2 separate regions of the Homo sapiens genome follow, and region 1 is linked to region 2. A link is a loop called in an ENCODE intact Hi-C map of the cell type or tissue named here. Cell type or tissue: psoas muscle. All regions are shown on one strand. Each heading gives the region's core, and the rest is flanking DNA. Links, peaks and the distances in the headings are about the cores only. Region 1 has its middle 220 kb from the start of KCNS3. Region 2 has its middle 170 kb from the start of KCNS3.

What was found. A loop is a pair of places that touch in the nucleus more often than their neighbours do. Peaks named below come from ENCODE experiments on the same cell type or tissue, not always from the same donor. Only the 100,000 strongest peaks of a DNase experiment are listed, where the experiment ranks them.
Region 1: it touches region 2 in a loop (2.3-fold over the local background); 2 of 110 quality-filtered maps call a loop at or near these places.

The regions. Positions count from the first base shown.
Region 1 is chr2:18,092,499-18,100,837 of GRCh38, reverse strand. No RefSeq gene overlaps it. Among named protein-coding and RNA genes, the nearest start is that of KCNS3, 220 kb to the right of the region's middle. In psoas muscle, for the core only: no CTCF peak of the experiment used is centred there; no DNase peak of the experiment used is centred there.
Region 2 is chr2:18,043,071-18,051,409 of GRCh38, reverse strand. No RefSeq gene overlaps it. Among named protein-coding and RNA genes, the nearest start is that of KCNS3, 170 kb to the right of the region's middle. RefSeq lists an enhancer at 2,766-3,965. In psoas muscle, for the core only: no CTCF peak of the experiment used is centred there; a DNase peak (open chromatin) is centred at 3,289; H3K4me3 peaks cover 649 bases; H3K27ac peaks cover 2,363 bases.

The DNA.
Region 1 (8,339 bases), core at 35-8,034, 50 kb before region 2:
CAGAAACATCTTGAAACCGACAATCTCAGAGGCTTTCCTTTTGCCTTACCATTCCTCCCTCCCTCCCTAATACCACCCTGAAGAAGGGTCAGAAGCTGCCTAAGATTGGAGGGAGGAGAGAAAGGAAGCATGAAGTAGAGAAATTGAGAAGAACCGAATGCCACTTCCTTGATGCAGGTTGCAGACTTGAAGCAAGTCCTAGGTAGGAGAAGGGAGAAGAGTGAACATCAAGTCATGTTAAATTTTCATAATTACATAGGCCTGGGCAATCCAATGTCTGAATGAAGACTGAGCGTGACTGCAGTGACTTCCACCACAAGTCAGGAGAAAACCATGGGATTTGTGGAGTTTGCACCCAAGGGCAGACAAAGATCACCTGTTCCTGTGAATAAAATGCAAATAAACTGTGAGAGGCAAAATTAAGGAATTTACATTTTATTTACACTGCAAAGTGAAACTTTTGTAATAGTTTAAGCAGAAAAATAATGTTAAAAATTATATTTAAAAAGATCACCAGATGATATATGAAGAATGTATAATATAGGGCAAGAGCAGAAGCAGAAACAGCATCAGGATGCTCGTATAGTAGTCTAGTTGGGGACTTTTGTGCTTTTGGAAAGAAGCTGTAACAATGGAAATGGTAAGAAATTATCAAATTTGAAATACATATCTAATTAAATACTAATGGATTGAACTTGGGTCCTATGATTTGAAGGTCCCCTCCGAAACTCATATTGAAACTTAATCCCCAACCTGGCATTATTGAGAGGTGGGGCTTTTAAGAAGTGACTGGATTGTGAGGGCTCTGATGAATAAATTTATTTATTCATGGTTAATGGATTAATGGGTTATCATGACAGTGGAACTGTTTGCTTTATAAGAAAAAGAAGAGAGACTTGAGCTAGCATGTGAGCACGTTCAGCCCCTCACCATGTGATACCCTGCACTGCCTCAGTACTCGGTAGAGCCCCTACTAGCAAGGAGGCTCTCACCAAATGCAACTCCTCAACCTTGAACTTTTCAGCCTCTGTAACTGTAGAAATAAATTCCTTTTCTTTATAAATTTCCCAGTTTCAGGTATTCTGCTATAAACAACAGAAAACAAAGTAATACAGTGGGATAAGAAGGAAAGAGAAGAATCAAGGATAACTCGTAGATATAAGGGTGGAGCAACTGAGTAGATGGTGGGATCATTTGTTTTGATGAAGACAGAGGATAACCAGAAGAAGAGGGAGAGAGTGGATCAAGAAATAAGTTTTGCGCTTATTAAGTTTAAGATATCTTGTTAAACATCTAAGTCAAATGTGTAGCTGAGTATGACTTGTAGCTCACATTTGTGTATATAAATTTGACTGTTTTTATCTTATTGATATTGTTTATTTTCACGAGACTGGATGAGAGTAGAATTAATGCAGAGAGAAAGAGTCAGATAAAGAGGTAGTAGTAAAGGACAAGAAGGAAGACCAATGATGTAAAGAAAAACCAGGAAAATATGTCATCACAAAAGCCTGGAGAAAGAGCAAGTGTTCAGTTCACTCCACTGCTGCTAAGTTAGAGGAAAATGAGAACAGTGTAGCATTCACACTTGGCTTTAGCTTTGGCAAGACGCAGGTCATTCATGACCTTGAAAAGTACAATTTTAATGAAATGGTAGGAATAAAAAGCATGAATGAAGAGAATTGAGAGTATACTAGGGAGAAAGAAAATGGGAAGAGTGAGCATAGAGAACTCTTTGGAGTAGTTTTGATATATAAAAGGTTAAGGTTTTTCAGGCTTAAGAGGGCTCATTTTTAATGCATGAAGGTTATGCAAATGGAAATGGTCCAGTGAAGAGGAGATAATTCCAAGAGTTATATATTCAAAGAGGTGATGGAACCCAGGGCTTGAGTGAGGAGGTCTTAAATAGAATCAAGATCACCTCTTCCACTGTAAAAGAAAGGCAGAAATTGGTGCATAAAAATCCAAGTCAATATGTGGATTTAGTAAAAGTAACTTCCCAATGGCACCTATCCTCCGAAGAGTACAGATGTCCATGGTAACTTAGCAAAAGAAGGCTCAGGTTAGTGGTGGGAGTGGAAGGCAGATTGGCATGGCATGCAGGGTGAGAATAAGAAAATGGGAGCAATGAGTGTAGGTAATTATTTATAGGAAGTGTCTGTGAATGAGAAAAGAGAGATTGTGTGCTCACAGACTGGCAAAGTGGGCTCATGGGAAAGGTTGTCTTAAGGACTATTGTTTTGTGTTACAACGGGAAAAGCAAGGATATGTTGAAACGTTCAACTAAAGAAGGAAAAGCTGGATATATAGGAGACAATCTAAGGGTGGATTTTCCCGAAATGTCAGGGTTTGGGCTACAGAACAGCGGTGCAGGTATTGATCTTAGGAAGTAGAAGAAACACTTCTGTTGTAACAGGAATGCTGTGGGAATGATGGAACAAATGCAGATGGGTTTCGAATTTGATGGAAAGATATTATAGGGTCTCCCTTTACAGCTGGTTCCAAGTGCTCTGTGAAGTAGAAAGAAAGAGTGAGGAGAAACAAAAATAAAGTTTGAGAAAGTTACATTTTATAGTTTGCGTTAGCTAAAAAAAGGTATATCAAAACTAAAGAGTATTTGTAAAACAAAACAAGGAAGAGGAGAGGGTGCTAAGAAGGGAGGGAGAGAGGACTGAAGGGTAGGAACTTATGAATTTCCTCTGATATTTTTTATGTTGCAGATGGGAAACTTAATGGTGTTCACCAATAAGGAGATGTTATAAAATGTTGAAGATCAGTTCGTTCATGCTGTCACAAAATAGTCTTGTCAAAATATCACAACATTTTAGTGATGGAAGAGGCCTTGGATATTTCCTAGTCCAATAGGGGATAGATTGAGGAAGTCTCACAGATTGCTGACAGAAGAATTAGAATTAATAATACTTTATATGCCAATACCCAGGCTACACTGCACACCAGCCCCATGGCCAGGCCAACAAAAAAAGTCAGGGGGTCATTCCAAGCCAATTGCCAACTGTCTGAAGTGAAGTGCTGATGGTGGGGATGAAGCTGCCTGCCTGTTTCTAGGCTCAGCTCCTGACCCTTCCAGAAGGACTTCTCTCTGAATTCAGACAGGAATTCATCAAGCCACCTCTGCTTTTTTCTGCAAAAGCTCACTTCACTGTTGGGTTCAAGAAAGTCCAACAGTGATTTAGTAGAATAAGGAAGCACATTGGAGTGGGAATCTACAGCTCCCTCATTTAATGAGCTTAACTCCATGATGATAAAGAAGTAGCTGTTAACTAGCGGGGAAGCCCAAGTTCTCTTTCTTTCTCCACTCCTTTGCTAGGTAATGTGAGTCAGGTATGACTTCTCTGTGCTAATATAGTACATCTCCAGCTGCACTCTGCTGCACTGTTTGTGTCTCCAGAACGCCTCAAAGGAATGCTTTTAAAGTTGGGGCTTGCTAGTATTTTGGGTATGAATAGGAAAGTCTTCAAGTCACCATGCTTTGATATATCTTCTCATCATATTTTTTACCCCCATGTCATAAAGGCCCCAGTGTCATTTTATAGATGAAAAAATTAAACAAGTGACGCATGGTCCAGGAACACCAAAACAGCTCTGTAATGCCCCTGAGGATGCTTACAACAAAGAAAGGTTTTAAGCTAAGGCATACAATAGGGTTCATTATTTCACATAATGATACAAAGGCACTTTGGAACAAAATAAAATTGTGTTCATGGACTTTTCGGGATTTGTCATTTCCTTTTCATTTAGCATAATGGCAATAACCCAGGCTCCCATCAGCCACTATGGAAGATAGTGTCTCAATAGCCATAATGTCTGACAATGACTTCAGCACATCCAAGAACAAGTTCCCGTCATTATCTGAGAGAAGCTCTCAGACAAAGGGCAAAGCCTGGACCATTGTTACCATAGCCTAATGGGGATTCTATCTCTCTGGGAGGATGGAACATTTTGCTACCTTGCGTGTAATAATAACAGCCACACTTATTATTCTGGGGAGTGGAAGGCCTAGAATATGGAACCAACAAAAAGAAAAAGACAGTGGAAAACTAATATATCATTAACGTGCCTTTGGGAAAGCTCCTTTGGCAACTACAAAAGCATTATCCAGCACCAGTTTGCAGATAAGAATCAATTTAATTAATTTTAAATGGCTTTGCACATTGATAAAGCCAGTGACTGAAGAAAATGGAAACTTGACTCAAATAAATTCTGTGGAAAGAGCTGTTAAGAATAGCAGACAGGGCCGGGCGTGGTGGCTCACGCCTGTAATCCCAGCACTTTGGGAGGCTGAGGCAGGCAGATCAAGAGGTCAGGAGATCGAGACCATCCTGGCTAACACGGTGAAACCCCATCTCTACTAAAAATACAAAAAAAAAAAAAAAAAAAAAAAAATAGCCGGGCGTGGTGGCGGCCCCTGTAGTCCCAGCGGCTCAGGAGGCTGAGGCAGGAGAATGGCGTGAACCCGGGAGGCGGAGCTTGCAGTGAGCCGAGATCGTGCCACTGCACTCCAGCCTGGGCGACAGAGCAAGACACTGTCTCAAAAAAAAAAAAAAAAAAAAGACTAGAGTACAGAGCTCTGGAAATGTTCAACTTAACTACCCCTGTCAGTGAGTTTAGGAATGGTTGTTAGTTCCACAGTCCTTTAAGATGTAAGTATAGTAAGTATGAAAAGCAAAGACAGTTTCAAAAGACCCGAGTTCAAACCTTGGCTCTGCAATTTTTTAGTTGGGCAACTTGAGTGAGTTAATTAACATTTCTAAAGCCTCTGTCTATAATTTATGGACGATTTTCATAGCGTCCATTAATATATAATATTAGACTCTCCAAAAGCCTTTCATGAAATTCTCTTTGTCATCAATATGCTTGTGGTGAACCCTGGCTTCCTTGATTACCTGTTCAATCATCTGATCCCATAGTACCTATTCTAATGCCGATAAGCATATGGGGAATGATTAGTGGACCCACCACAAAGCTATCTGTCTAGGCTATGCACCCAAACATGGAACTTGAAGGATGTATAAGGTTCCATCTCTGGTCTTTGGGACTTTTTAGCAGTGTTCAAGAGATAAAATGTATGGACATGGTTTTCCCTTTTAATGTATTTCCATGGGTACACACCCATGGAAAGTGAAATGTCACACAGGGTCATCTGCACTTCATGCCCTGTGAATGGCACACATGCTAGTGTCGGATAAGATCAGAAGATGAGATGAGGAAAGAAGAAACTTCCTAGAGAGGAAAACTGATCTGAAAAGATGAATAGAACTCAGATTATTCCTGGCCTACTTAGACTGGAGGGACAAAATAAAATAATACGAAGACATATCTATACCTCAAGCCTAGTGCCCAGCAGATGGGAGGAGCCCAATTCTCCTGAATGAGTTCCATGTCCACTGAATTTCTAAAAACTATTCCAAACCTCCCCCATCATCAAAGAGGAATAATGGCAAAGGCCTGATCTCTGGTCTCTGGGAGTTTACAGCACTTGAGCTGCTGGCTGGGTCTGTTCTTAAGAGCCCTTGTACTGGGCCAATGCATGCCAAAACCCCCATCCTCCAGAAATCACATCCAAAAAACTTATTTGGAATTACTTTTGTACTCCTTTGCATCAAGGTCTGAGTCCTGGAAACTTTCTTACCAACCTAGGGCTTCCAGTGCCAAGAAATCAATCTTGCAGGATACAGTTCTTATGTGCTTATGTTCAGCAAGAAGCAGTTGATGAATAAAAAAAGATATTAAGACATGGTTTCCCCTTTTATGGAGTGCATAGACCAGCAGCATGAGTCAGACAAGTATACCCAGAACTATTCTAAAAGAACATATAAGCTAAATGACATGAGGGAAAGAGCATGTGCCACTGAGGCTCAGTGACGGAAGCAATCACATCACATAGCAGTGATCAGGAGAGGTTTCCTGTAGAATTGGAGATGGCATCTCTGTTTCTGTTCCCTTGTCTATAAAATGAAGATAATTGTAGTTCCTATTGTGTAGCATGTTTATAGTCATCAAATGAGTTATTCCATGTCAAAAACTAAAGATAGCTCCTGGCACATGGTAACTACTCAATAACTGTTAGCTACTTTTCGCTGCTAGCTGAGAATGAACTTGAAGGATAGGTAGTATTGTATAAATGGAAATGAAGGGTGGGGAAAGTACAATTTATAATCAAAGAAAAGGTAATATCTATCTTTCCTCAGCTGCTTATCTCATAACCAGGGAGAAAGAAATCAGAGACTGGAAAGCAGGAAAGTCAAGGGTGTGCCCAGGAAACAAAGCATTCTGTTGGGAGTGAAACAAAAGCTTCACATGGGAGAGTGGGAAATGAGACATTAAAGCAGTGTCGGGAGGGCCTTGAACGCTAGTCTGAGAATTTGCACAAATACTTGGTTCCTGCCCAAGCTTCTATTATAAGTAATAACCCAGTCATCCACATTGTCTTAATCTGGCAAGTCCTGCAGATGGACCCAATTCTGACTGTGGCATCACCTCTCAGCCATTAGATGGAACACAGTCTTTAGAGCATCAAAATGGCAAGCTTTCAGCAGAGCAAGGCAAAGTTATTGATTAGTGTTTTCTTTGTACCTTTTTTGTGTCTACTTGGGCTGAACAAATATTAGTTGAATGTGTCTGAGGACACTTACTTCAGGATCACTCAGCAAAATAAAGACCAGGCCAACTATGCAATTCAGGTGCTAGGGAAATGCTGAAAGTACACGCATTAGCCAAAAGTAGAGATGCATAGCACTTAAAACCAAACACAAAACTCCTTTTCAGAGAAACTTCCCTTTGCTGGAGAAAAATAGTAAACAGAAGACAAAGCAGCATGTCAGAGCATTAAAGAAGCGATGAGTGACCAGGGGCCAGGAGGGTAAGTTGAGTGTCGGTGCTGTCAGGGAAGACCTGGGAGTAGAGGGTGTCAGAAAAATCAGGAAGGGCACAGGCGTCAAAGAAGGCTTCATAGAGATAGAATATAGACAGGTGGAGAAAGACCAGGGAGGTAATAAATCTTAACAACCTAGTCCATTCATTTATTTATTAATGAATATCTATTGAGCACCTGCTATGTGCCAGGCACTGTCTTGGGCTTTATAACAGGAAACATAGTGAAGTCCCTGTCTTCATGGGGCTTATGTGTAAGTAGGTGAGACAGAAAATAAATGAAAAGGAAAATATATAATGTCAAACTATAGGTACTATGAATGAAAATAAAGTTGGCTTAGGGGAATAGAGGCATACTATTGATTGAGTGGTCGAGGGGCACATATTAGTCTGCTAGGACTGCCATCACAAAACACCACAGACTGAGTGGTTTAAGCAACAGAAATTTATTTTCTCACAGTTTTTAAGAGGCTGGAAGTCCAACATCAAAGGTTTATTCTAAGGCCTCTCCTTGGCTTACAGATTGCCAGCTTGTCGTGGTGTCCTCATGTGGCCTTTTCTCAATGTGCTTGCATCCCTGGCATCTGTGTGTGTCAAATTTCTCCTCCTTCTAAAGGCAACAGTCAGATCATATTAGGGTCCACACTAATAAACTCATTTGTTAAGTTTTATTTTGTTTTTAATTGACACATAATAATTATACATATTTTTGCTGTACGGTGTGATGTTTTGACACACATATATATAGCAGCTTCATTTTAACTTCATCACCGCTTTAAAGACCCTATATCCAAATACAGTCACATTCCAAAATGCTGGGGGTTAGAGCTTCAACATATGAAGTGGGAGGGCCCAATTCAATTCATAACAGGGGGGTCTTTCTGATGAAAGGGCATTTGAAGAGACTCAGATGCTGTGATGGATTAAGCCATGAAGCTATCTGGGGCAAGAGAGAACAGCTTGTACAAAGCATGCTCATCATATTCTCAAAACAGCAAATGAGGTGGGTACGGCTGGGAAATGTGAACAAAAAGAATAGCAGGACATGACAATGAAGAGGTAGCCAGGGGGCAGGTCATGTGGCTCTGAGCAGCTGCATTCAGAATTTTGGAATTTGGGAGAGAAAGATTTAGAAGGTTTTGAGGTCAGTGACATATTCTTCTTTGCATTCTAAAAGAGTGCTTTCTGGCTTCTGAGTGGGAATAAGACTGTAAGAAGCAGGAGTGTAAGCATGAAGATCAGGTAGGAGGCGGTTGTCCTGGAAAAAGAATGGTGGCTTGAACCGGGGATTACAGGGAGGTAGTAGTATTTATAGCCTATCGAATTTCCCAGTCTCTAGAGTAGGGGCTACAGTCAGCTCTGCCAGAAGACAGAGTTAGAGGCAATATCACTATCTTTCCTTTCCAGGAGAAAAAGACAAGTCAGGGGCTAACTGTAGACATCACAAATTT
Region 2 (8,339 bases), core at 259-8,258:
TAGAAGGGATGTAACAGGGCCACCAGAAAAGGACTCGACTTTGCTTTCCAAAAGCCTAAGAGGCCTTCAGGCAAGGCAAAATGTGGCAGAAACATTGTGATAAGGAACATGACTCTCTGCCTCCACCATCCTTAAAAATTTAGAGGAACCTCCCTGGACCAAGCAATGGGGTGGGCATGAGAGATGGAGAAGGTGGTGAGAAAATAGAGCAGGGAGATCGGTGGGGCCCAGAGAGGAGAAGACCAAAGGGGGCCAGATGTGCTGGAAAAAAGACATTCTTAGCAAGGGCCATGGTAGAAGTTTGAGATCCCAGTACATGATTGCAAGATTTTACAAAAAGAAACATAAAAACACTTTGTTTTCCTAAGTCCCAGCCCTTCTGAGTCTTACCCGTGACTTTAAAAAATGCACACAATTGACAAGGCGTGGTGGCTCATGTCCATAATCCCAGTACTTTGGGAGGCCAAGGCAGGCAGACCACTATGTCAAGATATCAAGACCATCCTGGCCAACATGGTGAAATCCCGTCTCTACTAAAAATAAAAAAAAAAAAGCTGGGCGTGGTGGTGCATGCTTGTAGTCCCAGCTACTCAGGAGGCTGAGGCAGGAGAATCACTTGAACCCAGGAGGTGGAGGTTGCAGTGAGCAGAGATTGCACCACTGCACTCCAGCCTGGGCGACAGAGCAAAAGTCTCAAAAAAAAAAAAAAATAGAGAAGGCACACAATTTCTATGAGCCTTAATTTCTGCATGTGAAAATTGAGGGTTTGAGATAAGTGACTCCCTCCATCTCTCAGATAATAACACGAATAGTAGTCATTATAATGTTATTGGGATTTTTATGTGTTACTTTAAAATCTTTCTAAGAGCCACATTTTCCACATCAGAAAACAGAGTCAAAGAAGATGAGGAACCTGACCAAGCTCACACAGCTAGAAAATAGTCGAACTAGAACACGGAAAAAGATCCATCTGACTTCAAAGCTCTTGGCCTTTTCATCGCAATGACCTCTAATAGAAACTAAAGAGGCAGCGCCCCTACCTGAGATCCGAGGATCCTGTGGTTCTTTCATATCCAGATACCCAGGAAGCAGCTGACACAAGGAAAAGTTGCCCCTTCCTGGAGTGAGGGTGGCACGCCTCGGCAAATGGCCACTGTGCCTCACTCTCACTCAAGTAAGCAGATTGTCTGAGCCACCTATGGAATTCAGGACTTTCCAGTTTACCTGAGGAGTCACCACCACTGGCTGGAGAGAGCTGAAACACCCAGCGCTTCTGGGTCTCTGACTGGAGCAGAGACAGAATGATTCTTCCGGTGTTCCTATCACACATCCTCTCTTTGTATCTGGATTGTGGGTCTACACTTGTGTGCAAAGCTATGGTTTATGAACACCTCTCACAGTTAAATACAAGTGGAATTTTTTTTTTTTTAAACAGAAACACCTTTTGAGTAGATGACCTGCCACTATCCAGGTGTGTGACATAAGAAAATTTAAAATCCTCTCAGCTTCAGCTTTCTTATTTATGAAACAGAAAGATGTCCACATTAATCACAGGTGATTAGTAAAATTCAGTAAGGGTAGAGTCAGTGCCTTGTTCAGAGGGAGTGACCTCTGAACTTTCATAGCTTTCCTAGCTTGTGTGTCAGAGCAGGCAAGGGGGTCAGCCTCTAGTAAAACTGGCTCCTACCTTCATCGAGCTCCCACAGCATGGTCTTGAACTCATTTCTCACTTCTCACTTCTTATCTTCTCAGACAGATAAGTCTCTACCATTGTATTGTGAGCCCCGAGGGTCAGGATCAAGTGGATTCCTGCCTGAGTCTCCTACAGCCAAGCACAGGACCCAGCCAACGGGAAACGTGAGCTCCAGCAGTCCCCATTTAATCTCTGCAGGCCCATGTGCCCAGGGCCCAGAACCAGTGGGACACTGAGAAGAGCCCCACCTGAGGCCAGGCTGCTGCAGCAGGCACACCTGTTCTTCTAGGAGGCCATTGGATACAGCACCCACCACATCAGCCCATCAGCCCTGGCTTCATGTGTCAGGTGAGACCCATCATCCCACCTAATCAACACCTTTTCCAGGTTCCACCCCTTCCCCGCTGTTTGAGAATAATAACTTTTGAAAGAAAAATGTATAAAAATGATTGTTATGCTAAGCAATCTATAGTACCCAGAAGAGCAAATCCAGAAAAATATTGTGCTTGTATCTTTTAATCTATATTTATATTTTTACAGTGTTTGCTTTTATCTGGAAAAGATACACTATATATGTTGTGAGCTGAACTGTGTCCCCCAAATTCCACTTATTAAAATCCTAACCCCCAATACTTCAGAATGTGACTATGTGGAGATAAGGTCTTTAAAACATACCTGCATACCCCATCGTCTGGGCCACCCCAAAACTGCAGGTAAAAAGCAGAGTTGTTTAAGGTCTTTAAGAAGGTAATTAAGTTAAAATGAAAACATCAGGTTGGGTTCTCGTGCCCTCATCAGAAGAGGAGGCTAGGACACAGACACACACAGAGGGAAGAGCATATGAAGACACAGGGGAAGGCTGGGGACATCCAAAGCCAAGGAGAGTGGCCCAGGAGAAGCCAACTCACCAGCACCGTGAGCTTGGATTTCAAGCCTCCAGAACTATAAGGAAATACATTTCTGTTTGTTAAGCCACCCAGTCTGTGGTTCTTGGTTATGGCAGCTAAAGCAGGTAATATAGTACAGCATATCAAATGTTTCTTGCAAAAATCCATCCTTCCATAAATATACCCTCACAGAATTCTGATGTTCACTTTCTGTTTCTAAACACTGTGAAATATTTTAATTTGGGAAACAAATGGACTATGTATACATTTGTGTACTGACTAATAAAAAAATGCATTCCAGTGTAGCCAGAATTACTTTCGGTGTTGAGAACCCCAGCACCAAACCCCTATTCACCCTGACTAATCCATTACAGTGATAAGCCCGGATACAGAAGGACTTGGAAGGAGCACTGGTCCAGTTTCCAGAAATGTTGGATGAGGAAGAAGAGAACGGGAAGGCGGTGGTGGCGGTGGTAGCGTCCTACACCAAGATAATGAAGCCAGAGAAGGTGAAGACGTTCTGAGGACTTTTTGAGAAAATCATCTTATCCAGTGTCCCCCTTGAACTGCACAGAGGGGGTGGTACAGTGTCATGAAAGTCACAGGGGTGGAATGTTTTGAGGAGGGCATGTTAGCAGCATCGAATGCTCAGTTCACAGAGAGATAGGTTGGTGGAGTGCCAAGGGAGGATTTAATAGTCTCAGAGAGGCCTGGCAGTCTGGGGGCAGGGAGTGGCTGGAATGTGCCCTGAGGCACATGACTTAATCTTGAGCCATAGTTTCCTCCGTTATGAAACAGTTCATAATCTCACCTGTCACACAAGGCTTTTGAGATGATCAAATGATGTAAATCCCCTGTGAACAAATCATTAGACTGTGAGTACAGTAGTCCCCCCTTATTCATGGGGGATATGTGTCAAGACCCCCGGTGGATATCTGAAACCACATAGAGTATGAGATCCTATATATACTATGTACAAATTTCTTTTTCCATCTTCACAATTTCTCAAATAGATTTGTTCTCACTGCAGTTCTTCACAACCTCAGCATATGATTTTGTTTCTTTATTAAGTTGAGAACTTTCACCTTTCACTTAAAGAAAGCACTTTATGGCTTCTCTTTGGCATATTCAAATTGCCAGCATCACTGCTTTTGCACCTTGGGCCATTATTAAATAAAATAAAGGTAACTTGAACACAAGCATTGCCATACTGTGACAGCTGATCTGACAACCTAGAGGGCTACAAAGTGACAGGTGGGGAGGGTAGAGAGCATGGAGACACTGGACAAAGAGAGGATTCATGTCCCCGGCAAGACAGAGCAGGATTACATGAGATTTCATCATGCTATTCACAATGGCAGACAATTTAAAACTTATGAATCGTTTATTTCTGGAATTTTCCACTTAAAATTTTCAGACTGCCATTGACCATGGGTAACTGAAACCTCAGAAAGCAAAACCAGAATGCGTTAACAGAGTAGGTCTATGTTAGGCACAGCTGCAAGCACAGCTGACTCCTTGGGCCACCATGAGGACAATCAGTTAATTAGCCCTGGGAATGACCTAACATAATATGACCTAATTTAGCCCTCTGTGTCGCCAAATGAAATCAGCTGCTTGCTTTTTGCTTTTATAAAACTGCTTGAAGCACTTTGAAATTATTTAGGATAAAGAAGGAAACAAGCTCTGAGTGGGCTTGCATTTGATAGAATTTCTCCTCCGGTTTAAAGCAGGATGGTCAAGTGATGCTCAGGCAAGAGACAACCCAGTGCTGTCAGCATTCCAGAGACACATGGACGTGCACACACACAGTGGCATTCACTCCCAGGCAGGATTACCTCCTCAGCTCCACCCCATCGCCTGGGCCACCCCAAAACTGCAGGTAAAAGGCAGAGTTGTTTGAAAGATAGAGCAGTGAGCCCAGGATAAGGGCCCAGTCCAGGGAGGGCAAGGAGAGCTCTTGTGAGAGCTCAAACCAGGAATCCAGAAGAGGCAGCCACCAGACCACTGAGCATCTGCACTTCTTGGAAGCAGCTCCCATTCTGCTCAGAAGGCTTAGCCAAGAGTGTAATTAACTTGCCAAGTGACCTTGAGTGAATCACTTCCCCTTCTTGGTCTCCTTTGTGGTGACAGAGGGCTACAACCCAGCCTCAGAATATCAGGACTTCCCACTCCATTGGTAGCTGTCCCTTGAGCCATATTCTATCTCCTCTGGGATTCCAGCCCTGGCCTCTGTATAAGGGACAAGCTCTGGTTTATTTTTCCCACAAACGTTATTTAAAGTTTCTAAGACATGGCCATGGCATGCCAGTCCAACCCATTCTGTCAATTTGACACTGAAAATGCCTCTCCATCTGTCTCTTCCTCTCCATCCCCCATACCCACTGCCACTTCCACGGGCTGGATAGCATTATCTCTCTCCTAGACTGTGGCCTCAACTCCCGAATGGCTTTTCTGCCTCCAAGCTCGCTCTCTCCGATCAATTCTCTGCATAAGCATCCAGAGGGATATTTCTGAAACAGAAATTTAATGCTATAATTTTCCTGCCTAAAAGTACCATATGAATAACTATTAACTACAGGATCAAGTCCAAGCATGTCATCCATAACCCTCCAAATTTTGCATAATTCTCCAGCCTTCCCTTCTATGTTGTACTCACTGCATCTTAGGCTCTGCCCAACTTCAACTTTTCACCATTTTCATACAAGAATAGGACTTATCTACTGATCCCTTTGACTCCAGTGAACCAATAAACAACGTTTTATTTGTTAAGCAGAGTAAACTTCCATTTTTCTGTACTCATTAGTTCCAGAATTTTAATGGCAAAGGCCATCTTACTGATGTTATCAAGACGGTCACCAGTCTGGGTCAATGGTTTGTCCCACTGCAGCACAAGACACATAATCAGAAGTTAATGAGCCCATCACTTCCTCATTAATTAATCACAGTACATGGTATAAATGCAGTTATATCAAAGTCCATTGTTTTGGGGCTCTTCTTTTGTGCATATATGAAATTTAATCTTTAGAGAACAAATCTGTAAGATTCAAAGTCCAAATGTTTCTTAATACCAGCTCTATATATTCAAAGAAAGGGAAGTCAGACCTCTTGCAATGAATTCTCACAATGTACAACTTGAATATCAAATTCCTCCTTGCACACCCCATAAATAATCTCCTTTCAAACCACCTTTTATTTAACAGACTTATCTTGAGATTTACTATGCAAAAGATTCCATCTTCAGTACAGTCTTTGTCTTGTATTATTCTTAGGAAGAGCAGTGAGCAATTGCAGAGATTGCACTTAACCTCTGTGAGATGCTGATCCGTGGGAGTGTCTGTCACATGGAAAGAAAAGCATTTGCCTCATTTTCAAGGAAATCATTTCCAATGAACTCCAGTGCCAATTTTGCCATCTTGTCCAAAGTCCCCTCAGCAAAGTGTCAGAGCAATGCAGACAAAGTTATGCAATCAGGCTGTCTTGAAGCCAAGCCACAGAGGCCAGGCCCTGAGCTTCAGAGAAAGATGGCAGAGCCTCACTGAGGCAAGAGGCCATCTCACCACAGGCTGCAGTGCAGATCTCCAGGAAGCCCAGACTGAAGCATCTCCAGCCAGACACAAGATTTGATGTAACACAGCTTACCTGGTACATAAATCACCAGTGTGTGAGAGGGTCTCAGGAAAGCAGACAACTTCAAGCTACATTCACAGAAAGACAAGCCTTTGAACCCAATTTACCTTTAATTTGGGGCCACTTAATGCCTTTCATCAACTCCCATTGTCTTAGTTTAACAAATGGAATCATAAATTATGCAATCAACAGCAATTGCACTTATTTGCAATTAGAATTTGTCAGTGCTCTGCCTATGAATAATTAATACTAGGATAACCTTGATGGAGCGAGTGCACTTTGGAGGGGTGTACTGAATATTTAGGAAGTCTCCATTTGTGATCTCCGTTTTGGGTTGAAATGATCAACTGGTAAATCTCTCCAAATAGCATTCAATCCAGCAAGTCTACAGTGTCTTGAGCTAGAAACAAGAGCCAAGGCACAAATAATTCCAAAAATTTGTGGCTGGAAAGATTGTCAATGGAACTATCGTGTTCTTGTGCATACCCACCGAATAAAACTCCCTATTTGATTCTGAACCAAGTTGAGGGAACTGTCTTTGGGAATCACATCTTCTTTCATCTGTAAAGTGAGAATGAAGAAATTTGTGACTCTTAAGTTCCATTCTGGATTTTAAATTTTTGAGACACCCAACTTTTTTTTTTTTTTTTTTTTTTTTTGAGACAGAGTCTCACTCTGTCACCAGGCTGGAGTGCAGTAGCGCAATCTCAGCTCACTGCAACCTCCGCCTCCCAGGTTCAAGCGATTCTCCTGCCTCAGCCTCCCAAGTAGCTGGGACTACAGGCATGCACCACCACACCCAGCTGATTTTTGTATTTTCACTAGAGATACGGTTTCACCACGTTGGCCAGGATGGTCTCAATCTCTTGACTTCGTGATCCTCCCACCTTGGCCTCCCAAAGTGCTGGGATTACAGGCATGAGCCACCACGCCTGGCAGAGACACCCAACATTTTTAACTGTAGTCCATGAGTCCCCAGTAGATCTATATATAGAACTATATTTCAATATAATTATTCTTGTTCAGCCTAATGTTTTATTTTATGTATTTATGTATTTAAAAACAGTATTCTGTGAAAGGACTGATCACCTTCACCAGAGTACCAAACAGACCCATGGTGCCAAAAAAGGTTGAGTCTTAGACAGGATGACAGATATATGCACATATGCAACAAACACATGAAATTTAATCTTAGTCCAACCAAAGAGAAAATGTGGGAGACAAATGATAAATCTACAAATAGCAGTGCTGGGAAGGACCTTTTCAATTGTCCATCCCAGGCCCCTAACCTCCTCATCTCCAGAGCGAGAATTCCTCTACAGCCCACCTGGCAGACCAAAAAGTCCATTCCCAACCACCTCACGTAATTCATCTGACAATCCTGTAAGGTGGGTGCATCACTATCCCAATTCTACCAGTGAAACTGACCCTTGGAGAGGGTAATTGACTTGCTCAAAGCCTAGAGTCAGCCTTCTGACTTCAAATATTTGCTATATTACTTTGCCATGTTAGTCACCAGACTTGGATACATTAAATAAAACTTTATCAACAAAATCCAGGAATGTGATTTATAATTATAGAAAAATTAAACTCAAATCTAAATATCTTATAGTGGGGGAAGTGGTGAATTCTTTCCTTCATAGGAAAATAACCAAAAATACCCATTTTCCAGGCAGATGACAGAAATTGCCAAAACCATTCCTATGTCCCCATCTGAGGTAAGAATGCATTGTCTGAGATCCTGGGGCCACAACAACAAAAGGTAGTGTAACAACTGAGTCACCATCTTCTATAGATGCAAAGAAATGCTTTAATTCTCAGCATTTCTGTGATACGTTTCTAAAATGAAGTCTTGGTCAGAAGTTCTAACTTATGAGAAAATGAATTTTAAACACTTGTTTCTTGCTGAACTCCGCCTGTGATACAAAGGGCTGACCTCTAAGGACTGAGGGGATCTTAGCCTCAGAATATTCCAACTCAAGCACACAGAAGAGTTCAATTCAACAACTTAGTGGCTGCCTACTACCGAACAGCAAGAATATGCCAAGCACTGAGCTCCGCACCCTGAAAGGGTAGTGAATAAGATATAAATTCATAGGCCAGGAAAGAAAGAAACACATAAAAAAATA